2 separate regions of the Mus musculus genome follow, and region 2 is linked to region 1. The links are chromatin loops, found by intact Hi-C in ENCODE. Cell type or tissue: heart. All regions are shown on one strand. Each heading gives the region's core, and the rest is flanking DNA. Links, peaks and the distances in the headings are about the cores only. Region 1 has its middle 36 kb from the start of Usp1. Region 2 overlaps Patj (PATJ, crumbs cell polarity complex component).

The links. Hi-C counts contacts between places; a loop is a spot of excess contacts. Peaks named below come from ENCODE experiments on the same cell type or tissue, not always from the same donor. Only the 100,000 strongest peaks of a DNase experiment are listed, where the experiment ranks them.
Region 2: a loop joins it to region 1, with 4 times the contacts of the local background. A loop is called at or near these places in 2 of 42 quality-filtered maps.

What each region holds. Positions count from the first base shown.
Region 1 is chr4:98,879,715-98,894,909 of GRCm38, forward strand. No RefSeq gene overlaps it. Among named protein-coding and RNA genes, the nearest start is that of Usp1, 36 kb to the right of the region's middle. In heart, for the core only: a CTCF peak has its summit at 7,640 (motif pointing left); no DNase peak of the experiment used is centred there.
Region 2 is chr4:98,536,924-98,552,118 of GRCm38, forward strand. Patj (PATJ, crumbs cell polarity complex component) reads left to right here. Exons shown (of 44, transcript NM_172696.2): 27 at 2,036-2,135. Among named protein-coding and RNA genes, the nearest start is that of Gm40210, 35 kb to the right of the region's middle. In heart, for the core only: a CTCF peak has its summit at 8,656; no DNase peak of the experiment used is centred there.

The DNA of each region.
Region 1 (15,195 bases), core at 6,487-8,986:
CATTACTTAATTTCCAAACTCTTAGACTTAGTTGTAAACCTAGTAAAATGTTCCAACACTAAGGCTGGGTTGTAGTCCAGCATTAGAGTACTTGCATAGTGTGTGTGTATGTGTGTGTGTGTGTGTGTGTGTGTGTGTGTGTGTGTGTTCGCGAGCACGTGTGTGTGCATGTCTGACTTCATTCAGTCAGCGTCACTGAGGGTAAAAAAAATCAAATGTATGAATCAATGTAGAAATTTTACTCTTTCCTTGGTACCCTCCCCACCCCACCCCATCTGTTTCTCTTTGGCCTTGTTTTCTTCTAGGCTAACTGAGCAGTAACTCTGGTACTGGACTTAGCTTTACTTTTAGAATGCAGTAATAAATGTCTGAGAATTTTCCTAAAACAAATTGCTTTAAAGGGTGTGTCAGCTCAGATCTTCATTTTTCCCCCCTTGGGAGACTTCACAGGCTCAGTTCACACAGGGAATTGTCTGACACAGTGTATTTACCAGTTCCTGATGGATAGTTGGACATTTTTCACTGGTAGTTGGTTATGGCTAGAAGAATTTCAAATAAGCAGGAGGTAAATGCTCATTGGCACAGAAGTTGCTTTTTGTTTGTTTTGGTTTGGTTTTCTAGACAGGGTCTCTCTGTGTAGCCCTGGCTGTCCTGGAACTCACTCTGTAGACCAGGCTGGCCTCGAACTCAGAAATCTGCCTGCCTCTGCCTCCCAAGTGCTGGGATTACAGGCATGCGCCACCATTGCCAAGCTTTTTATTTTTATTATTTTTTGTTGTTTTTTTTGTCTTTTAAGATTTATTTCCACCTGTAGGAATGCTTTACCCAGATGTATTATGTGCAGCAAGTGCATGCCTGGGGTCAAAAGAAGCCATCAAAGTCCAACTTCAACTGGAATTGGAGTTAATGACTGTTATGAGCCACCATGTAGTTATAAGCTGGGAATAGAACTCAGGTCTTCTGCAACAGCAGCAAATGTTTTTGAACCACTGAGACATCTCTCCAGCCCCTGAGAAGATGCTTTTATTGCTGTCCTGGTGCCTTAGTCAGGGTTTCTATTCCTGCACAAACATCATGATCATGAAGCAAGTTGGGGAGGAAAGGGTTTATTCAGCTTACACTTCCATACTGCTGTTCATCACCAAAGGAAGTCAGGACTGGAACTCAAGCAGGCCAGGAAGCAGGAGCTGATGCAGAGGCCATGGAGGAATGTTCCTTACTGGCTTGCTTCCTCTGGCTTGCTCAGCTTACTTTTTTATAGAACCCAAGACTACCAGACCAGGGATGACACCACCCACAAGAGGCCCTTGATCACTAATGGAAAAAAAATGCCTTACAGCTGGATCTCATGGAGGCATTTCCTCACCTGAAGCTCCTTTCTCTTTGATAACTCCAGCCTCTGTCAAGATGCCACACAAAACCAGCCAGTACACCTGCTGATATCCATAGCCCTTACTTTACAAGCCTTACAGTAATCTCTGCTCACTCACCACAAAGGGGACGAGAAGGGTGGGTGCTTTTGCCCAGAAAGTTCCAGCAACTGTATCTTAAGATCAAATAAACAAATGGGGACTCTGGATTTAAAATGATGCCATACTTTTCCCATTCTTTCTGTTGCAGGATATTTGATTGCACAGTGAACCCCAAGATTGTGTTATTTACTGGAAAAAAACCTATTTCTGGTTATGGTGTAGCTCAGCCCTAGCAGTCACATTTAATCTAAAAGCTTACTGCTGATTGTAAACAGGATTAAATGAAGTCCACCGTAGGTCAATAGGCAGAGCAAGCAACCAGCTGATAGGGACTGGACATAGGAAAAAACCATAGAGAGTAAGAAGTTAGGAGATGCACAGGAAGCAGAAGAGAGGAACATTCATTTTGAGGAGTTTTTGAGACTTTGTGGAGAACTTCCTTCTGGAACATTGGTGAAGATATGTTCAAAGCCCAGAGACTTAAAAGCTTTGTGCCAGGGCACAGAGAGAAAAGAAATGTAAGGTTTACAGGACACCTGGGGTTTGAGCATATAGCCATTGCATATAGTGTTGGGTTTCCAATAAGGACAGTTTCTTCTAAGTATATTGTGTATATTGAATATATTCACCCCCTCCATTCCCCTCCTTAGTTTTTCCTTCCTCCTCTCCTCCACTAGTCTCTTTCACCATTTTCCTCTCTGCTCTACTGTAATATACATATCTATGTATATAATATTTATACATAAAAACATGTAGTATTCACTTTTCTGTTTGACTTATTTCACTATGGTCTCGCACTGCAGAAATATATATTCACATAGTTCGTATATACAATAATATAATTTACTTCTCCTTTTAGACTGAATAAGACTTGGTCATGATTATGGACCACATTTTCTTTATTGGTTCATCTATTGATGAACACCTAGGATGATCCATAACCCGGCTACTATGAACAGCACCTCAATAAACATGGTGATCACTGCTTGTATTGACTTACAGTCTTTGAGAGATAGAGACCAAAGGGATACAGCTGTCGCATGGTAGTAAGAGTAAGCGTGTCCACTTCCCCACATCCTCACCACATTCATTGTTTGTTTTTCTAATGGGAGTCATTCTGGCTGCGGGAGATGAAGTCTCAGTGTGGTTTTAATTTGTGTTTCCCAAATGTCTAAGGACACCAAACATTTTTTTCATATGTCTATTGGTCATCTGTACTTCATGTTTAAGAGGTGTTTGTTCACTTCATTAGCCCATTTATTGCTTGGGTTGTTCAGTTGGTTAGGGTTTGCTTGTTTGTTTTTGGTGTTTAGTTCTTTGAGTTTTTTTTTTTCCTTTCACAATTTCATACCTATGTATCTTGGTCATATTTCTCCCCTGCATTATTCTCTCTTATCCCTCTAGCCCTTCCTGCAAGTCCTTTCTTCCCAGGCTCCCCCCCTCCCCCAATACTTTTCTTCCCCTTCCTTCCCTCCCTGAATGACACAGAGACTTTTTTTTTTCTTTTTTTCAAGACAGGGTTTCTCTGTGTAGCCCTGGCTGTCCTGGAACTCACTCTGTAGACCAGGCTGGCCTCAAACTCAGAAATCCGCCTGCTTCTGCTTCCAAGTGCTGGGATTACAGGCGTGTGCCACCACTGCCTGGTGACACAGAAATATTTATTGAGCAAGAGCAACCGACCACCAGTGGCTACACCAGTATATAGCTCCTCCCAGAGGGGTGGGGCCTGATGAGGCCCTCCCCCTCCTGATGGAATGTTGATGGGCCCCATCTTTTACAGGTCCTGTGCAGCTAGCCACAACTACTGTGAGTTCATGGTTGCAAACATGGTGTCATGTGCAGAATATAATATTTCACAGTATTTTCCCCACCTCCTTTGTTGATCCCCCACCCTTTACTTTGTGTTCCCTGAACCTCAGAGGAAGGGAAGTGACAAAGATTTCATGGTTGGTGATGAGCACTCAATAGTCACGTAATCTCAGTAGTTTGACAGGCTACGAGCCTTTGCATTGACTGTTGCCCACCGCAGACAGGAGCTTCTTCCGTTGTTTCTGACAGTAGCAATAGTCAGGAAAATTGGCGTACCCTTCCTTCCTTCCTTCCTTCCTTCCTTCCTTCCTTCCTTCCTTCCTTCCTTCCTTTCTCTCTCTCTCTCTCTCTCTCTCTCTCTCTCTCTCTCTTCTCCTCTTCCTCCTTCTTTTTGGTATTTTTTTCTTATTCTAATTTTGGAATCCATATAATTCTGACTTTGTACAGAGTTTGGTGTGCCCTTCCCAGCCTTGAGCAGGTTGAGCAGACCTTGCTTGCTTGACACAATGAGCTTTACGACCTAGGTGGGGTCATACACCTTGGCTGCACGTGCAGCTTCCTACAGGAACTTAGAATAGACTGCCCCGCCGACCGACATTGCTTTGCAATGTAATCCCGCTGAAACAAAGGATGGGTCTGTGGGCTCTCGCTATAAATGAAGTGCTGAATATTAAAGCCTCGATCAGAGCCTTTATCTTGGCTTCATTCTTCTCTCCCCGCCTCCCACCTCTTTCATTTCCAGCCCCCTTTCAGGTAAACCCAGTTCTCCACGGCCACTGGACGGCTACAGTTTGGCAATGTCTCTTCTGCTTTATGCAACAATTTGGAAGTATTAGCATTCTTCTTTAAGCATCTAGTAAAATTCAGCTGTGAATTGGCCTGAACTTTCTATTAATTAGTTGAAGGCTTATTATGTCTCCAGCCTCATTGCTTGCTATGTATTGGATTGATTTAAATTACTTATAGCTTGTTTAACTTTAACAAATAACATGTACCTGGAACTTTACTACTTCTTCTAGATTCTTCAGCTGATCAGAATACAGGGTTTCAAAGTACCTCCTTGTTAGGAGTAACAGTCGCTGGATTCCATTGTGTCTGTTGTACTATCTCCTCTTACATATTTAATTTTATTAACTTGGATCATTTTTCTCCTTCATTTGGATGGTTTGGCTAGGGGTTAGCCAATCTCATTTATGTTTTTGAAAAATTAACTCTTCATTATTTGTATTTTCCTTTTTGCTTCCATTTTATTACACTCTGTCATGATAGTTATTAATTTCCATCTATTGATTATGAGTTTGTCTTATTTGCATATTCATGTTCCATGCATAGATGACTCAAACTGTAGTGACCTTTTGGTGATTTCCTTAAACAATACATACTAGCCTTTTTAAATTCTAATTTCGCTTTAAAGTTTATTTTGTCACGTATCAGACTTGCTACTCTTCCTGCTTTTTTAGTAGCATTATATACTTTTTCATATTCTCACCCCAAAACTTATGTTGGGTTTCTTGTCAGTGAGTTGTATTTCGCATCCCACCCCCACTCCCCAGCACAGGGTTTCTCTGTGTAGCCATGGCTGTCCTGATCTCCCTCTGTAGATCAGGCTAGCTTCAAACGTGCCTGCCATTGCCTCCTGAGTGCTGAGATTAAAGACATGTGCCACCAATACAGGGCTCTTTTTTTAAAAATTTTTTTCTGTGCGTTGTTGTCCCATAAAGCTGGAGTTATAAATAGTTGTGAGCTGCCACGTGGGTGCTGGGAATTAAACCTCTGTCCTCTGGAAGAACAGCCAGTGAGTGTTCTTAATTGCTAAGCCCTGGGTTGTATTTCTTATAGATAACAATAGGCAGATCCAATGTTTAAATCTAGTCTGCTGATCTGTGCTTTTTGATTGGACAATTGAGATCAGTAATGTTCCATTATAGGCTAAGACTGTAGGTACTTGTGTAGCACGCATGAACCCATGCTAAACTGTTCTCTGCACTAAAAAGAAGCAAAGAAACGCTTTCAGCGTTATCCTTGAAGGTCGTCCGTTCGTTTCTGTTTGTTGTTTGTGTGCTGTGTGGCTCTCTTCTCCTTCCCAGTCTCCTGCTCTAGTGTGGTTTGTTCCTCCTGGGGCCTCATGGATGTGTTTGCTTTGGCGATGAGGATTCCGTCCTTTGAGCAGTTTTTCTACTGCTGGCTACTGATCCTGAGAATTCCTTTAGCTTTCCTTTCCTCTTCAATTATGAGAAACTGGATACTGTCCTCTTGGTTGGAGGTGGTTTTGAGTTTAAAATACATTGTCTCATTGAATTTCCACTGAGAAGTTTGTTATTCTCACAGGTTTGTCCTCCTATGTGACTCTGTGTCTCTCTTACTTTTTGGTATACTTGCTTTTTCTATATATTTAGTGTTTTGAAAAGGTCAGCTAGCTGGGCAGTGATGGCGCACGCCTTTAATCCCAGCACTTGGGAGGCAGAGGCAGGCGGATTTCTGAGTTCGAGGCCAGCCTGGTCTACAGCGTGAGTTCCAGGACAGCTAGGGGAACACAAGGAAACCCTGTCTCGAAAAACAAAACAAAAAAAGAAAAAAAGAAAAGAGAAGAGGAGAGAGAAGAGAGGAGGGAGAGGGAGAGGGAGAGGGAGAGGGAGAGGGAGAGGGAGAGGGAGAGGGAGAGGGAGAGGGAGAGGGAGAGGGAGAGGGAGAGGGAGAGGGAGAGGGAGAGGGAGAGGGAGAGGGAGAGGGAGAGGGAGAGGGAGAGGGAGAGGGAGAGGGAGAGGGAGAAGAGGAGAGGAGAGGAGAGGAGAAGAGAAAAAAAAGGTCAGCTTAGGAACTTTGGGAAGGTCCTGAAACACTTGCCCCTCCCAGGTTAAAGAGTGCACTGTTTCACCAATCACATTGTGCCTAGTTGCTGATGCGCTATTCTGCCCCTGGAAACCATATAAAAACTTGCCAAATGGGTGCTGGGGGTCACTGCCTCTCCTTTGGGTCTGGGAAGACCCCAGTGCACTGGGACAATAAATTCCTCTTGCTTTTTGCATCAATCCTGGCTCCACGTGGTTTACTCAGGGGGTCCCCAGGGAGCTCAGGCTCCCCAGAGTCTTACAGTTTCAATTATAATATGACATAGTGAAGTTTTTTTTCCTGATCTTGTTGAATTGGTGTGCTAAATGTCTCCTATGTTTGAATGGGCATTTTTTTCTCCCATAGATGGGACTTTTTAAAACAAAAATTATTATTTATTTTATGTATATGAGTGCATTGTAGCCTTCTTCAGACACACCAGGGCATCCCATTACAGATGGTTGTGAGCCACCATGTGGTTGCTGGAATTGAACTCAGGACCTCTGGAAGAGCAGTCAGTGAGGCTGAGACAGGGAGACCCCAAACTCCCTATCCTAGGTTCTTTGGGAAACCCCATCAGATAGAAGAAAAAATGAAGTAGAAAAAAACAAAAACAAAAACCCAAAGCTGGTCCACTAATCTGACGTTCCATATCTTGAGGAATACAAGGGAAGGAAGGACAGAGCTTTGCAGCAGTTCGTGGTCTCTCTTGTGTGATGGCGCCACCCACCTGGGAGGTTTTTCAAAGAGACGTGCTGTGCAGGGTTTAGGCACATGTGCAAAACTGGTGCCTGTGTGGCCCACTCCAGACTACAGCTCAGTCCAGATTTTTGTCTCACTGAATGCTGAGGGGTCTGGCTCAGTTTCCCCCAATTATCTACAGGTTTTCTGCAGACCAGATTTCAGTGTACCATCATGCAGACAAAAAGAAAAGACCTTTTGCTTTTTCTGGTTTCAAAGCAACTGGCTCTGCAGGTATCTTTTTAAAGTGGCTTCTTGGCCTTGGTCAGAAAGAGAAGGTTTTCCCTAGGCTCTGTCCCCTCTGTCACCTATGTGGCTTTTCTCTGCTACTCTCTTCTGTTTCTGGGTATATAACCCATACTGGCCTGGAATTGGCCATGTAGTCAAGGGTGACCTCCAACTTCTGATCCCCCTCCTTCTATCTGGTGAAATTAGAGCATGCACCCCCAGCTCAGTTAAGGAGTTTAGGATTGAAACCCAGGTTTTTGTGGATGCTAGGCAAACACGCTACCAACTGAGCGACAACCTCTCTCTCTTTAAGCCGCGAACAGACTCCATCTCACTGGGAGAAGAGAATGCACTCCCCAGGTAGGGCTCTGGAATGGCGTTTGGACTATCCTTTAGCTTTTAATTTTACGTTGTTGCTGAAACTAGTGTCTTCTGCCATATCTACCTCGGAGCTTAGCTGCAGTCCCCTGTCTTCAGTTTCCTCTCTGGCATTTTTATCCTTTGATATTTTCAGGTCACTCTTCCCATGGCTGAGGACCAGTCAGTGCTATGATATGAGCGCCACCTACTGTTCATGGGCACAAAATATATTTCATGGCCCTGCTGCAGTCCTCTTGAATTGTTTCATCGCATTCTTTGTTGAAGACATCCTTCCCCTGAATTAAACTTATTTTTTACCTTAATTTTCTTCAGCCGGGCGTTGTGGCACACGCCCTTAATCCCAGCACTCGGGAAGCAGAGGCAGGCGGATTTCTGAGTTCGAGGCCAGCCTGGTCTACAAAGTGAGTTCCAGGACAGCCAGGGCTATACAGAGAAACCCTGTCTCAAAAAACCAAAACCAAAACAACAACAACAAAATTTTTTTCTTCAATTTCCAGGTGGCCTTTAAATACCCAATTAATTTATCAAATACTTCTGTATATTCTCTTTTCTTAACTCAGAAGCCCTGATTATTTTAGTTACTCAAGTCTAACTATTTAAATTATTAATGTAAAAGGTTTTACATATTTAAAGAGCCTGTGATCTAGAATACTTAAAAAGAAATGGATTCAAACTTTATTGATTATTTGTGCCAGGCACCAAATATCATGGAAACATTTTTAAAAAACTCAGTATAGAGCAAACAATATAATAATAAAATAAAATATAAGTGTCTTACATGTAGGAAAATTGGAGGGGGGGTCCTCTGTGAGGTCCTGAAGGTGACTTGAGCTCCAGAGTCAGAATAGGGAAGAGCCTAATCATTTTAGTGTGCATGCTGCCGCCGCATACACAAGGACAAATCACACAGGGTTCTTTTCCTAAACAAGCCTACAGCCTTGTACAGTGAGTGGATAGACAGGCAAAATTTTTTATTCCTATCTTTCTCTATCTAAATCCGGGGCTGGGGGGCGGAATGAGTGAATTTTCAGCGGAGCTGCAAACATTCAGGGACCCCAAAAGTCAAGGATGTAAGAGAGTAAACAGTCGGGGAGATGAACTGAGAGAAGTTGGAGGACAGTGGGGGGTGGGGGGGGGGTAAGCTGAAGACACCCGCCCATCCAGGGAAGCGGAGGACGGGGCACATCCCTCCTGTAGTAAATGCCAGTGTGAATAGAAGTGACAACACCACAGGGAATAAGAACTGGGTCAGTCCCAGGGCAATGGCATGGTGTGGGGAGCTCTCCCTACCAGTAAGAGGAAGTGTGAACTACAAAAGGTGGGACCCGCGGTTTAAGACAGAGAGGTTCACCAGGCAGTGGTGGCGCATGCCTTTAATCCCAGCACTTGGGAGGTAGAGGCAGGCGGATTTCTGAGTTCAAGGCCAGCCTGGTCTACAGAGTGAGTTCCATGACAGCCAGGGCTACATAGAGAAACCCTGTCTCTTTTGGAAAAAAACAGAAAGGTAAGGGTTTGGGGGGCAGTCAGGCAGACCAAAGGGGACAGGAGAGAGACTGGAAAAGCCCTGCTTCTGGGTACTTGCAAGCCCTGGGCACTATTTTTGAAAGATCTCTACTAACTTGGCAGCTTAGGGAGCCTATTGCATGAACTACACTGGTGACCCAAGCTTATAAAGAACTGCACAAGAGTGTGGCAGGTATCTGAGGTATGGGAAGAAATATCAAGTCCACACTGGACTGAGTAAGTGCTCTGGACTACATTGATACCCCCCAGTTCATTCATCTCTCCCTTCATAATTACTCCTTGTTTGTCTTTAGTACCCAATGTCAGTTTGACAGGCCAGCTCTGCCTTATGCCTTACCACTCCCCTCTTGCAGAGAGCCCAAGTCTGGTTCCCAGCACCTACATCATGGCTCACCACAGCCTGTAACTACAGCTTTAGGGGATCCAATGCCCTCTCTGACCTCAGCAAACACCAGGCACACATGTGGTTCAGAAGCATACATGGACTCATGCATGTAAAACGAAAATGAATAAGTCTTAAGAAGAAAGAAAGAGCTGTGGTGGTTTGAATATGCTTGGCCCATGGGAAGCAGCATTATTAGGAGATGTGGCCTTGTTGGAATAGGTGTGGCCTTACTGGAGGAAGTATGACACTTTGTAGTTGGGCTTTGAGGCCTCCTAGTGTTCAAGTTCCACTCAGTGCAGAAGAGAGTCTCCTTGTGCCTGCCTTCGGGTCAAGATGTAGAACCCTTGGCTCCTTCCCTAGCACTGTGTCTGCCTGGATGCTGCCATACTTTCTGCCATGATAATAATGGACTAAACCTCTTAAACTGTAAGCCAGCCCCAATTAGTTTTTGTTTGTTTGTTTGTTTATTGGTTTGTTTGTTTTTTGGTTTTTCAAGATAGGGTTTCTCTGTGTAGCCTTGGCTGTCCTGGGACTCACTCTGTAGACCAGGCTGGCCTTGAACTCAGAAATCCGCTGCCTCTGCCTCCCAAGTGCTGGGATTAAAGGCATGTGCCACCACTGCCCGGCTAAGCCAGCTGCAATTGAATGTTGTCCTTTATAAGAGTTGCTTTGGGCCGGGCGTGGGCATGGTGGCTCACGCCTTTAATCCCAGCACTCGGGAGGCAGAGGCAGGCAGATTTCTGAGTTCGAGGCCAGCCTGGTCTACAAAGTGAGCTCCAGGACAGCCAGGGCTACACAGAGAAACCCTGTCTTGAAAAACCAAAAATAATAAATAAATAAATAAATAAATAAATAAATAAATAAATAAAACAGGATCCAGCTATTTGTTGCCTCCAAAACATGGATCTGACAGATTCAACATTAGAGTGATTGGTTGGAAAATGGTGTTCCAAGCAAATGCAACTAGGAATCAAATAGGAGGAGTTGTTCTACTTCTGACACAATAGACTTCAAACCAAACTTAATCATATGTTGTTACTGCTTTATTTGGTGTTGTGAACCTGGGGGCATAGAGCCTAAAAATGAGGTGACTTCTGACATCTCCCCCAACCCTTCCTTTTTTTCAGTGCAGTTTATCCAGAGTGGTTTTGATTAGAGATGCTGTTGGTAAATCTAATTGTCAATGGATGCACATGTATCCTATAAGTTAGCAAATTATAAAGACACTGGATTATATTAGCCCAGTAAAAGCCTTATACATTATACTCTGCCACCTGGAATGAGGGGCCATTCCTTTAGTACTTAGCTATCCCTTCAGCTATACCTTGAAAGAAACGTCTGGGAAGCAATGTGAAAATGGATCGAAAACTTCCTGCTGTAACCGTTTATCATCAAAACTTAAATTCCCTCACAAATCTTGTGAATGATATTTAATCTGTTCCCTTGTTTAATTTTGCTGATTAAATTCTGTGGTGCTAAGACAGCAAGTAGAATTTCAACCACATCTCACAGACATTTGTTTCTGCATAATTATGACCTGATTCCTCCTTCCAGTTGACTGTCTGTTGTAACTCTATCTGATTCTAACAGCTCATCAATGTTTGTCTGTGATATCCGTAAATTATGGGAATCTTGTTGTCATTTTTGTTCAATGTCATGAATTTGTATCGATATACGTAGTGCTATACTAACCACAGTAGCAGTTGTTGCAATAGTGATTATTCCTATGATGACAACAATAAACCATTCAATAAAATATTTTGTCCTTTTCAGTAATGTATCAAGAACATGTATCATACCCAGCCACAGCCCTTCTTCCCATGGCCTGCTTGGATTTATAGGTGACAATAGTTCTGTCCTAGACTTTTTAATAAAATAATAGACTATAAGGACTTCTTGAAGGGAACATTATTGACATTATTGACACATAATTTACAATTAAGACAATCACACTATTCAAAGTAAGATTAAATGCTTTTTCAGCATCTAATGAAATGATCATGTGATTTTTTTTTTCTTTCAGTTTGTTTATATGAACCATCCCTGCTTCCTGGGTTTTTATGTGTTCCTGGATTCGGTTTGTGGGTATTTTATTGACTATTTTGGCATCATGTTTATAAGAGAAATAAGTCTGATTTTCTCTTTCTTTGTTGAGTTTTGCTGTGGTTTAGGTATCATTGACTTCATAGAAGTGACTTCATAGATGGAATTTGGCCATGTTCCTTCTGTTTCTATTTTATGGAATAGTTTGAGGGATGTTGGTATTAACTCTTCTTTGAAAGTCTGGTAAAAATCTGCACTAAAACCATCTGGTCCTGGCTTTTTTTGGTTGGGAGACTTTTAATGACTGCTTCCATTTCTGTACAGGTTATATGCTATTTACATAGTTTACCTGATCTTGATTGAACCTTGGTAAGTGGTATCTGTCTAGAAAATTGTCCGTTTTGTTAAGATTTTCTAATTTTGTGGAGTATAGGCTTTTTAAGTAAGACCCAATGATTCTTTGAATTTCCTCAGTGTCTGTTGTTATGTCTCCCTTTTCATTTCTGATTCTGTTTATTTGGATACTGTCCTCCTGTCTTTTGGTTAGTTTGGATAAGGCTTTATCTATCTTGTTGACAAAGAACCAGCTCTTGGTTTTGTTGATTCTTTATATTGTTTTCTTTGTTTCAAACTGAATGATTTCAGCCATGATATTTATAGTATTAGAGAGATCAGGGATACAAGACACATACCTAAACATAACCAAAGCAATATATAGCAAGCCAATAGCCAACATCAAGCTAACTGTAGAGAAACTTAAAGCAATTCCACTAAAATCAGGGACAAGACAAGGCTGCCCACTCTCTACCTATCTATTCAATATAGTATTTGAATATTGCTTCTATTCAGAGCAATAAGACAACTAAAGGAGATCTTGGGGATATAAATTGGAAATCAAGAAGTCAAAGTATTGCTATTTAGAGATGATATGATATACATAAGCAACCCCATATTAACAGTTGACATCAGGTCCTCTCCTGATTCACTAATTGAGCAAGAAAACAAATGTAAATGCTTGGTATCTTATGCCCTTATGGTGTAAAAAGGTCATTCCAAAGGCTTATGCTCTTGTACTACACTTGAAGGAGACAATGTAGTGTGGAAAAGAAGTAGTAAGGTTAAAGGCAGTGAAGGATCCACATGATACACAAATGCCTTTTAGCCTGGATTCACATAGATGCAGTTCTTCCTTGAGTAGCAGCTCCTAATGAAAGAATAGATTGATTACAATCTGAAGCTGGCACAATGTTACTGGTTTTGGATGGAAACCCTTTAATTCTGTGCATTCACTTGATGTAAGGGCAACTTACATTGCTTGTTTAATCTCCTACAGTCTCGGCAACAGACAACTCACTGAGCCAACCTTTAGAGCAGCATTTTATCAGCAATCCCCATAGCTGGTCCTGGTTTTCCTCCTAGGCAGGTTTTCTCTCTGTTATCTAGAGACAGAGGTGCCAGAAATTCAGTATCACAGTGATGTTTTAATAGGATTTGAATAATTTTTTTTATTTACCTTTTATTTTTAAGGCATAGAAATTCAGTTGCGGGAGCACACTAAGCCTTTGTTTTCCTTTTTTCTCTCTCTTTCATCTCTCTCTTTTATTTCTGCCTCCAAGCTGCTCGTGTCCCACCCATTCCAACTTCCTGTTTACTAGACTCTACCCTCGGGCGTTACTCCAGATGTTTATTTATGTGATACCATTTCTACATTTGCCACCTACCTGCCGCAGCACCTTCTCTGAGCTAGGTCGGTTTCCATTCTCAATGAATCTCTATCCTTCATGTGCTAGTTTATACATGAAGTCAGTTAAGCCCCAGTCTTCCTTAGTTATACCCATTTTGGGTAAGGATGTGTAAAGCAGGGTCCCAAAGCTGCCCATTATGACTGAAAGACCGATTCTTACTTAGTCCACCCAATAAACTGTCTGTCATCTGAATATAAATAAACAGCAGAGTCAGTTAAAATATTCACCCAAACCCTGCACGTTCCTGTCTTGGCAACCAAGAAATATGAGCTGGCTGTGGAGTCCATTCTGCATGCCTTGCCACGATGTTTCCAGCAGATTTTTTTTTTAAATGTGGCCATATTGGCCAAAATTGAAACACTTAGCTGACATCTGTCTTTAAACAGCATAGGCTCCTAAAGCAAAGAATTTTTCTCTGTGCTTGTAGGTCCCCACATTTATACATAACTTTAGAAAGTCTATAACACTCTCTGTCTCTCTCTGAGTCTTGATTAATCCTTGGCATTGTTTTCATTGGCATTATCAAAATCCAATTATTTTAACAATAAGTCTTCAATTTGTTCCCCCTTGTACTTGTTTTTCAGTAGCATCTCTGAGTCTCCCCCATGAGATCAGCATAAGGCTCAAAGGAACCTTGTACACTTTTTATTTAACAAGAAACAGCATCGTTGTAGGCTTTCAGATTTTTATCCCATACTTCTTTATCTAAAGTTTCCACTCTTGGAGACCAAGGTTTATGATCACAAACAACTTGCAAGCTTGAATCTAATGCGATTTTGATACTTGAGCTCCTCCTTTCTTAAAGAAACGATGTTCAGGCTTGACATAGGGAAGTCTTTCACTGGTTCCTGTGTCCTTATGCTCACTCGCCTCCTTCTTTTATCTTCTAGTCAACTTCAAATCCCTGTTTGGGCTCCACTTGTTACTTGGTGGTGTGAATCTGGGAAAGTGGAGCCTAAAAACGAGGCAGACTAAATTCTCATGCAAGGACCTTCTTTATTCAAGGTTATGAGGGTTATGAAAAATCATAGATCTGGAGAGATGGCTCAGCGGTGAAGAGCACTGACTGTTCTCCCGAAGGTCCTGAGTTCAAATCCCAGCAACCACATGGTGGTTCCCAACCATCAGTAAAGAGATCTGACGCCCTCTTCTGAAGACAACTACAGTGTACTCACATATAATAAATAAATGAATCTTTAAAAGAAAGAAAGAAGAAAGAGAGAAAGGAGGAGAGAGAGAAAGACAGAAAGGAAGTCATAAGACTAAAGGTCACTTGAGTTCAAGCTGTATACAGTCACCGTGGCAAGCTCATACGAGTTTAAACTGTATGCAGGCTGAAGGAACCATCATTCTGAATAATAGAAAGTAATCTACAGCAAAATCCACTCTCGTTTATTCCACCTGGGAGCAGTATGGAAGCACATTCCAGAACAGCCTATGTTACAGAGGAACAGGGGTCACAAGACTCTTGTCTTGTTTACTTAGTTTTCTCACAAGCTCTCTTAGTCAGGGTTTCTATTCCTGCACAAACATCATGACCAAGAAGCAAGTTGGGGAGGAAAGGGTTTATTCAGCTTACACTTCCATACTGCTGTTCATCACCAAGGAAGTCAGGACTGGAACTCAAGCAGGTCAGGAAGCAGGAGCTGATGCAGAAGCCATGGAGGGATGTTCTTTACTGGCTTGCTTCCCCTGGCTTGCTCAGCCTGCTCTTTTATAGAACCCAAGACTACCAGCCCAGAGATGGCACCACCCACAAGGGGACCTCCCATCTTGATCTCTAATTGAGAAAATGCCTTCAGCTGGATCTCATGGAGGAATTTCCCTAACTGAAGCTCCTTTCTCTGTGATAACTCCAGCCTGTGTCAAGTTGACACAAAACTAGCCAGTATAGTCTCAGACATCTCCTCACACAGCTTCATTCGTGGACCATGTTCTGATAGGACACAATAGAGAAAAACACTTCATACCAGGCAAGGGAATGTCCCATCAAGATGGCATTAGCAATTTATATAGTGAGTGATTTCAGTACCACAAT
Region 2 (15,195 bases), core at 7,398-9,897, 340 kb before region 1:
ACTGTCTGTACATATTTTAGGAAAAAATAATAAAAACAGTATTCATAAAACTATGCAAAATGTGCAGATGCCAAGTATTTATTAAACTCACTATCGAGGACGACAAGAGATGGTGAGCATGCTTCAAGGAACAGAGAATCATGTAGGTAACGTTCCAGTTTAGACAGAAAATTAGTCATGTCTTCCAGGACAAGAAAGCTGTAACATTGCTGTTATAAGACTGACAATTTCCCTCTCTCCCACATACAGTCTGTATGCACTGCTATCAAGTGACAACCATGATCAGTGGCTAAGGTGGCACATGCTTGAAACCCAGAACTTGGGAGATGGGGTTCAGGGTCATCCTTGGCCACATATAAAATTAGAGGCCAGCCCGAGCTAGACTGTATCTCCAAGAAGCAAATAAAAAGAATTGCTTACATCACGGTCACTTGGTAAAATTCTGTCTTTCAAGCGGCAGCATAGTTAAAATCAGTTATTAGACACCCAGCAAATGTGCAGGAAGGGTCACCATGTGCTTGGGATGAAGCTGAGCTGCCACTCAGCGTGACTTGTGTCTGTGGAGCTGCCATCTCCTGACCTATTTCATCATTGGGAGCTCCAGCCTTCTCCATCACTGGACAGCTTGGCTGTGTGCACACCCTTCTTTAAAGTGCAGCAGGACAGTGCCCCAGGGGACTGGGCATGATACACACTTAATTCCAGAGTTAAGCAGAAAGATGGTGGGTCCCGGGTCAGCCTGGATTAAGACATACTTATTTTGTGTTCTTCTCTCAAGAGTGCTGACAGAATATAATTGAATTAGCTGGAATTCTTAGCTCTCAGTAGGACTTTCAGCCCCTGACCTCGTTTGAACAATCATGTTTGACATTGAATGGCTTGGACCTGAGAAAAGAAGGGGTTATTGGGGGGGTGCGTGTCATGGGATTTTTTTTTTTTCTTTCACTCACCTGTTTCACTTAAAGAATACAGCTGTCACCTTCTCGGTTGCTTCTTAGTGAATGTTTCGACACTTGACTTCACCACACTTGTGTTTTGATATTTTGTATTTCCCACACATAGAGTCATTGATTTCATTAGACATTGTACTCAAGATGTGGGTGTGCTTGCCTTTATGGCTCCCAGAAAGTGCCTTCTCTTCCCAAGGAATTCACTGCATGACTCGTCTGTAATGGGCCAGCGTCCACTCAGCAGAGATAAATCTTACATTAGTGGCTTTGTCAGATAAAGCATAATTGAACTCACTTTACTGAAGTCCTGTAGGAAGACAAATCCCAATCTAGTCATGTGGGTGTTTGTGAAGGGTTTGAACACCTCGGCTCCTACCTGCAGCAGCTGGCGTCTCTGTAAACTTTGGCATGTTTCAATTGTTCTTTCATTCAAGAATGTATCTTCATTCTGTGAAGGTAATTTTAACAATGGAATTTTGTTTCACTTTAATTATCTGTAAGAGTTACATATTATGATTCAAACTATGTTATTTGCTATATAAATTCAGAGCACCTTTATGCAGAAATAATTATTCATTATAACCACTTCCCTTTTAACATTAAATGTGTATGACTATCTATAAACTATAGAAGAGCAGTTTGCCACCTAGAAAATCTGGTATTTCAGATTTTATAAAATAATCTCTAATTCTTATAATAAAAACCACCTGAATAATTGTAAAGTTGGTACGTGGGGTTATTGTTACCTTTATGCTTATTTTGAGGATCCTCGATGCAAAGGGCTGAGTTTCATGGTAGAAGGAGAATGTACATGGCTTCCTTTCTTAAGGGAAGGGGATGTGTTCTTCTGGGAAGGGCTGTGCCCTTCAAAGCTGTGCTTTTGAATTCTTTGGTGCATTGTTGTATTAACATAAAATTACTTTTATAAAATAACAGGTGGTGGTGGAAATAAATTATATTTATTTTATACTACTCTTGTTATCGTCAAAGACACCTGCATCCAGACTATTTTCAGATTACCTTTCTTGTCATTGGAGAGGATTGTATACAAACAGTGTCCCTTCTTCTTGACTTTTGACCTTCAGAGGCACGGAACAGCTCCACCTCCAATGAAGCTGCCCCCGCCCTACAGAGCTCCATCTGCAGACATGGAGGGAAGTGAAGAAGACTGTGCGCTGACCGACAGTGAGTTCCTTTGCATTATCTAGGGTAGATGCAGAGTTTATTAAATAATCATGCCGCCATGCCTATTGTGAATCACAAGTATAGGGCCACGTCTTCAAAAATGTGCACGAGCATGTGTTAAAAATAAAGTATTTTATCTTCGAAACTCCTGTGGCTTTTATTTCCTAAGCTTTTCTATTTGAAGTTAGCAAAGGGCACTTAAGAAAGCTATGTTATATGATGCTTCAATTTTACTAATTGCCTTTGAAACAAAAATGCTGAGCCCTGAGTATTGGGTTTTAACCCTAAGCATCTGAGTTGGGCATAGGTGGCAGTTCTGGATACTTAGCCTTGAAGGAATGCTGACAGCACAGGCAGTCACCATGTCTTACAGAGGCGTTGGGAACTTGTTTCGTGATTTTATTTTGCAGTAGTTGAATCAGCTGTACCTTTGGGTAGAGGTTTAGGAAGTCACATTTCCCTTTGCTTGTAGAGTATGTACAGCTAAGCCTGGTTGCTATCAATGCAGTCTCTTCTGTGGGATATGGAAGTGGTTTGAAAAGTAACTAGTGACAGTGCCGTGCAGTTTGTACAAAATGCAGTCGCATGAGCATTTTCAAGGATGAGTTTTGTGCCCTTTGATATGTATATGCATGTTACATCTTTCTTAAGATATTTTTCTTACTTCAATATAGGAAAGTATTTTGATGTAAAAATTGAGAGTTGAAAGCAGGCTGTAGCACTCGTTAGCATATGACCTTAAGTGTGGCCTCTTCTCTAAGAGTGGTCAGTCAATACTTCATGTGCTGATAGTGAGGACTAGATGAAGGAAGAAATTTCAACAAGCCACATAGTGCATCTCTAAAAGGCTTTGCTATTCCTGTTGCTAATTATGATTACTAAGTTTACTTTGTTATTTTTATAAGTAGAATAAGTAGAAATGAAATATAAAAAAACTGAGTGTCAAATTGACTCCATGGAAGTTTGGTGTATACTGTGTCTCTATAGAGCCCTTTGTCTTGCTTTGTTTTCAGTAGTTAACAAAGCTTGATTGAGTGCAGTCTGCTGTGCAGAAATGTTATCAAGCTGTGAAGTGAAGAAACAGCTCCTTTTTCCTTGGTGCAGTTACCAGCATAGGTGGGGACACAGTGCTGCAGTGACAGATGAGGCTCCTCTTGTGGAGAGCCACTGGTGCAGGTACTGATGGGTGAGCTCACGTTTGTTCCCATACAGATGCTAACACTCCGATTACAATGCTCACTTTGCTTATCAACAAGGGACTGGATATCCTACAGTACTCTGCTTCATATGAGCAGAGAAACTGGAGCTCAGAGACGTTAAGGAGTGTGTCCGATATCATACAGCTAATAAATAGTAGGAATGGGGTTTGCACACCCGCGCTGTGAAGAGCCTCGCTGCTGCATAAAATGCCTACTGTCCAGACAAAGGTACAAAGTGGTGTGGACTTCTCTCTCACCACACTTCCATGCTGTAAGATATGAGGGACAGCATCCTCTTCCCCAAGTCATGTATGCCACACACCCACAGGCACATAGCCGTGAGAACAAGAGACACTGATTTACATTAAGTGTCGAAAGACTTGTCATTTCTCTTTACTACAGAAACTTCTATTTCGTGGTTTCTCCAGCAAATCCATTTCTCTAAGACTCTTCTCTCCATTCCTTTGTCTGTGATGTTTGTCATTCTCAGTGTTTACACCTCTCCCATCCTATGCACCACTGATTGCTCTGTTGATCTCCAGAAGTGCAGGATAGTCACACAGCATACCTGCAACCTAAGCCTCTGGCCTTCTGTGCTCTCTTTAGAATAGATCTCATAGGTTTTCTCTTTGTTCTGTAACTCTTACTAATTTAATTTATTATATGGCTCATCTCCCTAAACTAAAAGTCAATCAGGTTACTGTTTATCTCATTCTTACTGTCCCAGTAAAATATATTTCATTTATGAAATATCTTCAATAACTTTGCCCAGGTCTGTAGCTGCAAGTGTGTGTCTTCAGTTCACCTGATGGCAGTGCTGATTTATAAGAAAGTTCACAGACGTGACATACACAAGGCTGCAAAGCCCACTAGATGGCTTTATTGGTTGGTTAGTTCTGGACTTGGTGGAGGTAAGGTTTACTGAATCGATGCTATAGTGGGTGAATTCTGTCGAGATGTAGTGGGAAAGTGGCAGGGAATGTTCTTCTCGTTGGCTGACATTCGAATGAAGGAGAGATAGGACGAGCAATCAGCTCATTTGATAATAATTAGCATGGAGTAGAGTACAGTGGGAGTAAAAATTAAATAGAAAATAAGATACTAAAGGTAGTATGAGAAAAACCAGTGCATTGTATAAGACCATGTTAAGTAGAATGGTTCAGAGCCTAAGATAGGATCCTTGGGACAAGGATCTAGGCATGCGTAGCTCATGCAGTCTTCAGATAGTTGAAAAACACTGAGACTGTGCCATGTAGCAACATCTTAACTGTGTGAGTCAGCTGTCCATCCCTCTGAGAAAATGCTTGGGAAAGTCAACTTTTAAGAGGAAATGTTTTTTTTTTTTTTTTTTTTTTTTTTTCACTTAGCTTTAAAGGTCTGTGATCAGGTCACCAGAAAGCAAACTGAACAGTGTGGGACAGCCTTAGGTACCAAGACTGAAAACCATGGTTTGTCAGGGTTCCAGAAACACCAAGGACTTGGGTTGCTTACTGATTCCATAGTGACGTCTGGGTCTGTTTCTGGCCTTCACTTCTCTGTCTCCCACTCAGATTTGCTTTTGGCTGTGAGAAAGATGTCCTAATTTTTCCCACAGGCCTTTTAAATCCTTGCAACAAAATGAAATGCTAAGCCCTGCCCAAGGCTGACCCTGTAGTTTCTAGTCTCAGTTTTGGTTTAAGCCCCTACTGTCTCCTATCTCCCCTCCCCGACCTGAAACTGGTGTTTATTATTTTCCTTCATGACAAGTAAGACAGATGCATGTTTATTCCCTGCCCTCATTCTCCATCCCATAGTGTCTTAGTGAGGGTTACTGTTGCTGTGATGGAACACCACGACCAAAGGAACTTGGGGAGAAAGGAGTTATTTCAATCTCAGTTCTAACAACTCATCAGAAGCAGTGAGGGCGGGAAGCCATGCAGAGCAGGAACCTGGAAGCAGAGGCGGATGTAAAGGCCATGAGGGGTGCTGCTGACTCACGTGGTCTCCGTGGCTTGCCCAGGGTGGGTATTACCACGCCAGGACCACCAGCCCAGGGTTGGTAATACCCACAACAGGCTGGGGCCTCCCCCACTAAGTAAGAAAATATAGCCAAATCTTAAGGAGGCATTTTCTCAATTGAGGTTCCCTCCTCTCTGATGACTCTAGCTTGTGTCAGGTTGACATAAAACTAGCCAGTGAACATAGTTACAGCAACATGCTGGCAGGCCAAGGTTTGTTGAGGACAGAGTATGTAGCGTATTTCTTCTTGAAGCTTCGAATGCATTCCCATTAGATATTCAGAAGGCTGTTAGACCTCTTATTTCACTCCTTGTCACCTTTGGAAGCTGCACCTGATTCTTTAGCCCAGTAATATGGGCTAAAGCCCATGTCCTTTACCTACTGTTTTATAGCACTTAGCATAGTATAGCTTTCAGTGGAACTGTTAGATTAATATCTATCTGTCTTCCTTACTAAACTCTCTTATGTTCCAGGAGGTGAGTGGCTACAGAACCTATTTTTTGGTGGGTACATTGAATTTCAATAGTGGAGATGTGTGTGACGGAGGGTCTCTGACCCCAGTGGGACAGTAGGGCTGGCCGAGAGCTGTGTTGCTGCACAGGGGCCCTTTCCTGCTGGCTTCAGCATCTGTCCAGTGTCTGTGTACTCACTTTCACTTTTTAAAGATTACAATATAATTACATCATTCCTTCCTTCCCTTCATTGTCTTCTTTCCCTCTCAAAATCATCACCTCCTTTTTTATTGTTATTGTTACATATCTATGTAGGCATAAATATAAATATAGCCTTCTGAATCCAGTTAGTGTTGCTTGTATGAATACAATTTCAGGGTAACCAATTAGGGCTCTCAACTCTGAGGAAAGGTAACTCTCTCCCCCTCACAGTCCCTGTTCCCTTTGTCTCTGGGTATAGCCCTGCAGTGCCGTAGCATCTCGCCTAGCAGCCTGACTCTTTTCTGTGCTTGCTTACACCCACCTCACCCCAGCTGCTGGCTGGCAAGGGCAGCCTAGCTGCTAGAAACATACAATGAACTGCTCTTGGGCTGCTTCTTGTTACCTAGCTTTCAGAGCTATAAACGCAGCCCCATCCTATCCTGGTGGGAATTCTTCCCTTTCCTGATATGATCATTCCAGGATAGAATTGTCTTTGTGGTTTGCATTTTCATCTTGGTTTTCCCTTTCCTGGGTTGGTTATGGGCTATAATGTATTTATGTGGCTTCTCTAGTCTCTGCTTGGCACCAGTTATGTGTTATTTACTTGAATACTTACCTAGCACTGTATTACAGTTGTGAAACATACTGATAACCTCACATGGTGACCTGGTTTATGCAGATTATACAACCTAGATTATCAGACACTACAGCTTCATGCTGTGCCTCAATTCCTGTTTGTATTTTGTTGTTTCATTTTTGATTTGCTCTGTTTTGCTGAAATAGTCTTATTATGTAGGTCAGGCTGATCTTGAACTCCTGATTCTCTTGTCTCAGCCTCTTGAATGCTGGGCTTATGGAAATGAAGTTTATTAACAAAACTGTTACTGAGAGTTCAAATATTTTATAAGTGTAGAAGCGAAAACTGATAAAAACTTAGTGTACTAGAACTCAGATACACCATTGACACTCTGTAAGAGCTGTACAGCTGCCGCCTCTGTAGTTAATACTCGATGTGCCTTTGTTAAACTGGTCCCCAAAGGTTGCTTATCAGCAGTTAGTTGTTCCATATCAGATGTCCTCAAAAGTTCTTAATGTGCATATATAAAACCAAGTACATGCACTTTTGGTGTTTAAAAATAGTTTTGCAGGAAATTCTTCTGTTTTCATGCAGGGATGAAAAACTTGTCTCAGACAAACAAAATCCGTGTCAGGTTTGGAAGACTATCGGGGCATTTACTAGTGCCCTCATCCGAGGAAGCTAGCAGGACAGAGAGCTCAGTCCCCACACTCTTCCCAAAACATAAGGACAGAAACGGATGATGCAGTTGTCTGTCCCAACGATTGTAAATCTAAAATTCTTTTGGCTACCATATGCAGACATACCTTATGCATGTACACACACACACACACACACACACGCCCACCCCTTGTCAGTATTGTCCACTAAGAAAAGGTTATACATTTCCTAATGATAGAACAGTTAGAAAGCACAGGGGCACTGCAGTCAGAAGTGTAAAACAGCTAGGATAGCCAGCGGCTGCGCATTTGCCTCACACCTGGGCTTTGGATCACTAAAGCAGTCCAGAAAAGTAACATGGTTTTAATCCAGATCCTGAGTGAAATATACTGTTAGTTAATATGAGAACTTAAAATTCTTTTGACTTGTAAATGAAAGTTTGGAAATTGTGGAAGATAGAAGAGAGTAGAGAACTCTACCTTCCAGTGCCCATGCTGTGTAGAGCTGTGCCCTGTGCCACTGTCTTGACTGACTGACTGTTGTAGGGCTGTCTGCGTGGGAAGAGACACATCAACACCTCCAGTCTCCATGGGCTACATGTGGTTAGATGGCGCATGGCTTCCTGGAATGTTGAGGCTTGTTCTAAAATTGATACATTGTAATGAACATAAGCTACTTGGGAAGAAAGAGTGTGTTTGGCTTTTGGTTCCAGAGAAAGAGAGCAGATAACCAGAAGGAAAGCATGGGTTAATCCCAGGAAGCTGAGAACAGAGAGCGTGAACTAAAAGTCCAGTGTGGCCATAAACTCTCAAAGCCTGCCCTCAGTTCAAGGCTTCCTCTAGCAAGGGTTTGGTAACCTCCCCAGACAGCACCACTAACTGGGAACCAATACCTGAGCCTATGGGGGGCACTCCCCATTCAAACCACTGCAACTCTTTAAAGGTATTAAAATCACTGACTTCTGCATTTGTTATGTACAGTTGTAATTAACACAGATATTTAAATCATAACAAGGTATGAATTAAATACTATGCATGTAAGAGATAGATAACGTTGTAAACAGGTCTCCATTAAAGGAGTGGAAATCAAGTAGCATGCTGCTCCAGAGAACGGAAAGAAAGTCACTTGTCTTCTGTAAGGGTGTGTGTGTGTGTGTGTGTGTGTGTGTGCCGGGGGTGTGTGGTATTTCAGTGTTGCAAATCGCACCTGAGGCTTGTCAAATTCTGTGGCTGAGAATCCTGAGACCAAGAGTCATTAATTTGCCCCATATCACAAAACAGGGTGCTGATGAAGCAAAGGTAGACCCAGGTGTCACTTTTAAGCTCTGCACCCAGTGCTTACCTCCGTGAACAGAGGACAGAGGTCTTTTGTGCAGTCATATCCCCCATAGTGCCCTGTGCATTCAGGTAGATCTCTGCCTCACCAATAGATGTCAGTGTAGCCAACAGTACTTACTGACCAAGCATGGAGCTTGGAGAATGCTCACTCACTGCCAATAGCAGGCAGCATGAGTAGCACCCAGCTTTTGCTACATAAACCCTTTTTATTTTTGATAATGCAAAATATAAGAGTACTGGTTAAGATTAATTTTTTTAGTTTTATAGAATGGCTTTCCTTATGTCTTACATAGTTAATTGCCCTTTTATGGACTTGTCCTATTTATAATTAAGTGAAATAAGTAATGTTTATACCCTAGCTATATGATTAGAAGCTGGTAATACTGGTTTCCTCTTTTAGCTTTCTTGAACTGTGACCGTGTTTTAAGCTTCAGCCCTTGCTGTAGTTCAGGTGAATTTAACAGAAGTACACACTTTACAGTGGAATTGTTGAGCAGCTTTAAGCTACATTTAAATTGCCTTGTGTGTTCCTGACTCTTTCGCTGCTTGGCTTATGATGCAGTAATGATTGTTTTACCTATAGTTTATACAGAAAGGCTGGACAACACTGAAGTGACTGATAGATTTGGCTTGTAATGTAAAGGACAGACATCTTTGCACATTGCCATATGTGGGTTAGGTGTACTGAGCTGAGCTGGGCTGGGCTGGGCAAGGTGGGGCAGGTGAAGTGGGTTTAGCTTTTTTTTTTTTTTTTAAACAGTTTCTATGAATTACTTTTGTTCCCATTTAAGTTTTCATCCCAAAGCTGAATTGTATTTAAAGTGTCAGAGACACTAGTGAGTCATAACTAAGGCATTATAGTGGACTGATTGCTTTGTGGCAAACCTGATTTTGTGCTGGAAGCAATAAGGAAGAGAAATGTTGGTGACTCTTCTGAACTGGGGGCAAGCTTAAATCCATAGCTGCCTTTAATTTGCATGGGAAAGATGCTGTCCCCCGAAGCACTGCCTCTCAGCAGGAAAATGGGACATTAACATGTTATCAATAGAAGCTGGCCACAAAATAAATAGTTGTGTTTGTATTGCCGCCTGCTCTGAAATAGAGCTGTCTTTCCTGTGTGCACAGGGTGGCTGGTGTCACAGCCTGCAGCATGCAGTCCCTAAGTATGCAGGGTGACCGAGCGTCAGGGCCAGCAGCAGCCTGCAGCATCCAAGGATCTGACTGGAGAACCAGGGATTTTTGCCGGCAGACCTTGCAGGCAGCTCTCACCTACTGGCAGATGTGACTCTTAGCTTGAGGGAGAGATTGAAATGAGCTTCAGTGATTGTTTCCCATGGTAGGAACAGAATGGCAGGTTGCCCTTTAAAAGAATAAAATCGGAGGGAAAAAGAATAGAGGCCCAAGGTCGTGGGAAGAGAGGACAGAGTTGGAGAGAGTGGAGCTGCTTCCAGCATCTTCCTGTCAGGAATGCAGCAACCCTGAAGAGAGCAGTCCTGCAGCATGGTCCACGGGGGCTTCCCAGGTAAGGCTTCCGCTGCTGACGAGAGCTGCAGGTCTTGCTACATGCAGTCAAATGCTGCTTTAATGTTGGTGCAGAGTAGCATGCCGTTTAATGATCTAAACAGGAGTAAGCTAAGGCATCTCTCTGAAGTGAGAGGGTAGGGGCTCTTGGGCATGAGCAAGGTGGACGCATGCTGGAATCCTCACAGCACCTTTAGCTGGAGGCAGCCTTAGAGGGCTTTTAGAAAATACGGCACTTTATCAGACTGTCAAGAATGCGTTAGGAGTTTCTGCACCCAAATCTTTAACACCCCGTGCATGCAGCATGCTTGCCTTTCACCGTGATGATTGAGAAGCGCATCTCCTGGGCATTTATTAGCATTATTTGTGGCTTCACTGTGATGAAAGGAGAAAGGTATTTACATTAGAATGAAGGAATTCTGATTAATTCTAAAGCTGAGAAATCAGCATTTTGGATGTAGGTGAAAGCAGTGTATCACTAAGGAATCGGAGCAGCACACAGAAAGCTGCTTTTCCTAACCTGTAAATAGTCCCTAAAAGAGTATTTGATCATTGGGACTGGCTCTCAGTCTCCACCATCTGAGCCTGCACCTTTGAGTCGTTAGGTTGGGGGGCTCAGCTTCTGCAAGCATCACCAGCCACTTCCTTGTTAAACATATGCTCTGAAAATTACTGCTCAGTTGACAGTAGGAGACTCTCAGTAGTAAGAGCATCTGTGTGACTTTTAAAATGTTGATATGTTAGAACCAGAGCTCCTTCTTTTCTGGTTAAAATGTACAATATTTAGAACCAATAAGAGTCTTCATGAGTCCCTTTATCTACGGGTCAGTTTACTCAGAGTCTGATGCAGCGTGACTTTCTTTTCATTTTCAGTAGAATGACTCAAATTAGGTTTTCTCCTGCACTTACAGGACACATGGAGCAGTCTCAATTTAGGCAAGCACACCTTACTCCTGGCTCTTCTTTCACGATAACTGAGTACAAACTTGCTCTTTTCTGTAACATCACTTCTGGGCATTTTAATGAAGGTCCTGCATAACCTATTATCCAATCTGTACATTTAGTTTCCAGGAAATATCTGAACTGTTAAACATGTGTGTCACACATTCCCCAGAGGGATGACGGCCTTCATTGGATTTGTTTCTCTTATGCAGTTGGAATTGCTTTCTGATAGCTGTCATTGTCAAATGATTGTTTGACAATCTTGTCAAACTTGCATTGACAAGAAACTATGGGGATGACCAAGAACCTGGTGGATCGGCCTGCTTCACTCCAGACTCCTTAAGTCGTTGGTTCAGTGTGTTTGTATTTTAGTTCTCATGTTTTGGGGTTTGTTTGTTTGTTTGTTTGTTTGAAATCAATCCAAATTATAAGTACATTTAAATCTCCTCACTGCCATGAAGTTGCCATTGTTTATGCTTCAAAGCCATGGTAAGAGTCTCAGTTTCTGGAAACTGCATTGCATGGATGCGTTCATTAGGAATTTTCATATTCTTTGCATTTAATCACAATAATATATGAACTCAGTTTTAGAACTGAGACCAACTATAAATGTGAGCTGTCATGGAGCATGTGTGTGCTGCATGTAATATATCCAAATCCTTCTACTCAGGGTTAACTACTCAAGATCTTATAGCAAATAGCTTCAATATTAAAAAAAAAATCTTCTGTCTTTTTACATCTTATCTACCTACCTACTTGTGTACCTATGTATGTACATATGTCTATTGTGCATATGTGTGTGTGTGTGCCTTCATTAGTTTATACGTACCATGTACCTACAACTACCCATGGAGCATAGATCTAGAGTCTTAAGAGGTTGTGAGTTACCTGATTTAGGTCTAGGAACCAAACCTGGGTCCTCTGCAAGAGCAGTAAGCACTCTCTCCAGCCCCTAATTCCAAAGTATGTCTAATGTCATAGTCACATACTGTGTCCATTGTTTATGCCCTCAGTTAATATTAGTTTTCATGGAGTGGGCAGGTTGTTGGTATCTTAAACAGACATAAGCATGACAGACTCTATTATGATCCTGTCTAAATTAGAGTCCCTGTGAGCCAGACTGTGTGAAAAGTGTGCATGCTTATCAGTGCAGCATTTGGAAGAGTCTTGTGATTTTGAGAGCAGGCTGGGCTATACATTGAGACAGAGAAGCTGGACATGGGGGCATTTGAGGAGGAAAGAAGGGAAGGGAGGGAAAGAGAGAACAACAGAGGGAACTGAAAGTCCATTAAGAGCCAAGAAGCGCTGCATCTGTGGCCAGTGGGACAGAAAGGAGAGAAACTGAACCAAGAAGGGTGCTCTCACCCTGTATCCTGAGACAAGCTAAAGCGATTTCTGAACTGGAGATTAGAGTTGTAGCTCACCCAGTGAGCCTGTGTGTTAGAACACTGCAATATAATTCCTAGTTTTCCTTTCTCCCCTTTCAAAAGGTTTTCTGTATACTTTGCTAAGTGCTTCATATGCTTTATTTTCTTTATAGTTTCTCACGTAAATTTATAAATTACTGGTCTTAATTTATAGGTAAAACATCCATGAAAAGCATTCATGGCATTCTTCAGCACTTTACATTTAAATATTGAAGGTTCCCATTCAAGGTAGTAAGACTGAATTGGGAAAATTACAGCAATGGAGGCATGCCATGAGCTGATGGGTGTGCTTCGCTGTGTGAGGCTCAGAGCAGCACCAGCCAGACCTCCCTCTCAGCGCCAGCAAATGTCTCTCCCTTCACGGAAAAATTAGTGCGCTTAGGGAAGAGGTAGCAAGTCTCCTGATGTTAGCTGCATGGAAATGGGTAAGTTGGTGGCTTCGTGAACATTTAGGCAAAAGTTGGAAAGCTTGTACTTCGAGTCATTTCTTATTTCCATGCTTTGTTGTCATTAGTATTTTATTCATGGTGTCTTGGATCTCATTTGGCTCTTAGCTCAGTAGTTCTTATGTCTTCTTCGGGTGCTCAGTATCCTATAGTATCTGCTACCGTGAATCTTAACAAATCCAGTACAGATGTGGGTGTATCCTGGGAGTGGGAGCCATCACAATTTCAGAAGCAACAATCTTATAATTTACAAAAATAAACGGGAGATTGGCATCTGATGGCTATAACTGGAACACTAAGATGCTTCTTCGTTTCTTTTTTTTCTTTTGGTTTTGTTTTTCAAGACAGGGTTTCTTTGTGTAGCCCTGGCTGTACTGGAACACACTCTGTAGAACAGACTGGCCTCAAAAGCAAAGATGCACCCACCTCTGCCTCCCTGAATCCTGGGACTAATGGTGTGAACCACCACCACCGCCAGGCTCATTTTGGTTTTGATACAGTGTCTCGCTGTGTAGCCCATGCCAGCCTGGAACTTACTATTTAGCCCAGGTGGAATTTGTAGCACTCCCTCTCACAAGTGGGAATTTCAGACATGAAAACCAGACTTGGAAAAGTTTTGATATGTCTATAAAAGAATGCCTGTCTTCTGTGTCAGTTGCGACTGTTACTCTGGCGTGTAGAGCTGCTGAAATCTCCTTTTCATGTTCATTGCTTTCCTTCCTCAGTGTCAGGTGCTGTGTTGTATGTTTAATAACTTGTAAGTTATTTAGTCCCTTGTTTTGATTGTTCTTTAACAAGTGACATTGTAGCAGGTAGATAATCTGGATTGCATAGCAACAGAACCTGTTCTTAAGTTTAATTACCACTTCCCTTGTGAGCAAAGTGTCTGTGGCTTGCAGCGGTAGTCTGAGATTAGTTCTCTAGGTTTTGCTTTTCCCAGTAGTAAGAGTTGAATTTGTCTTTAGTCTCCCTGTATGCATTTTATGCATTTTTAAATTCTAAATCAGAAGTTCCAGAATCTATCAATGAACAGAATAGTTCTCAAAGGGTGGCCCATCACCCTCCATAGGCAGTGGGACATTTCACTTCTGTTTTATGAAGTTTCATGAAGGCAAAGTCAAAACATGGAGGAAGCTAAGTAGCTCGCTAGCCCAGGAACAGATACCAGGTAAGGAGAACAAGAAAGTGTGACCACCTGCAGACTGTGGGTGAGATTAGCACAGATAATCCACAGATGTGGGGCCCAGCATTGTAAAAAGAGAGTGAATTCCAGGAGGGAAGTAGGGCCACTATCAGACATGCTTGGGAGTGTTTCTTTACACAATCACCAGCAATCCAAGTTCAGAATTGCTATGGTTTTCACTTTACATATGAGACACTCTAGTAAGGCTCATCAAAGCAGCCCTAAGTTCTTAACTGCTACTGGCAGAGCTGGGTTTGGGTCCAAATCCAAACCCCAACACCAAGGTCTTCTTCCTTGGCTTTGTTGATGAAGCTGAGCACTCAAGTTTCAGACCTAGAGATTTAGGGGATCAGATAGCTCTAGCTCCCCCGAAGCTCTCAGAATTTCACTCTTGAGAGGCTGGACACAGGCCTTCCCCATATGCAGGTGCCCTTCGAACCAGGCAGCGGGTCTTTGTCCTGTGAGCACCTCCATGCCTGACTATGGGTGGTGCTAGTCCTGTAGAATTCCACTAACGTTTGAACCAAGATGACATTCCTGGGTGGGTAAAATATAGTCAGTGACCCATCCCCAACATCTGAAGGTGACAGTCCTAGATTAGTTAGTTGTATGCGTTCAATGTCAAGTTGATGCTTTGGGGACCTGGTTCCAATTAAGTGCCTGTCTTCTGAGGGAGATAGCTGTCAATACTGTCTCACCAGGCAGGAAAAGCTTGGCTGTAATAGCTTCAGGCAACTTTTTGTTAGAGAGAGAGAGAGGGAGAGAGAGAGAGAGGGAGAGAAAGAGAAAGAGAAAGAGAAAGAGAGAAAGAAAGAGAGAAGAATCCATGGCTTAGGTTGAGACACAGGCCTGTCCTCGAGAACATATTTTTGAGCCATTCTCTTAGTCCCTCCCAGCCTCCTGAGTTCCTCATATCTAGGAGAGACTATGGAAGTACTACATGAGATAGATTTATTTGAGGCGACTGTAGCTCAGTTATCATTATACATTGGAGTTAAGAATTGCCCCTGAAAGATGTTAGGTTGGTGTCAAACAGCTGTTTCTTGGCCTGCTTTGCCCTTGACTGCGTTGCTCACGTCTTCCTCGGAGGTCCAGCCCCTCTTAGTCTTTTCTTGGG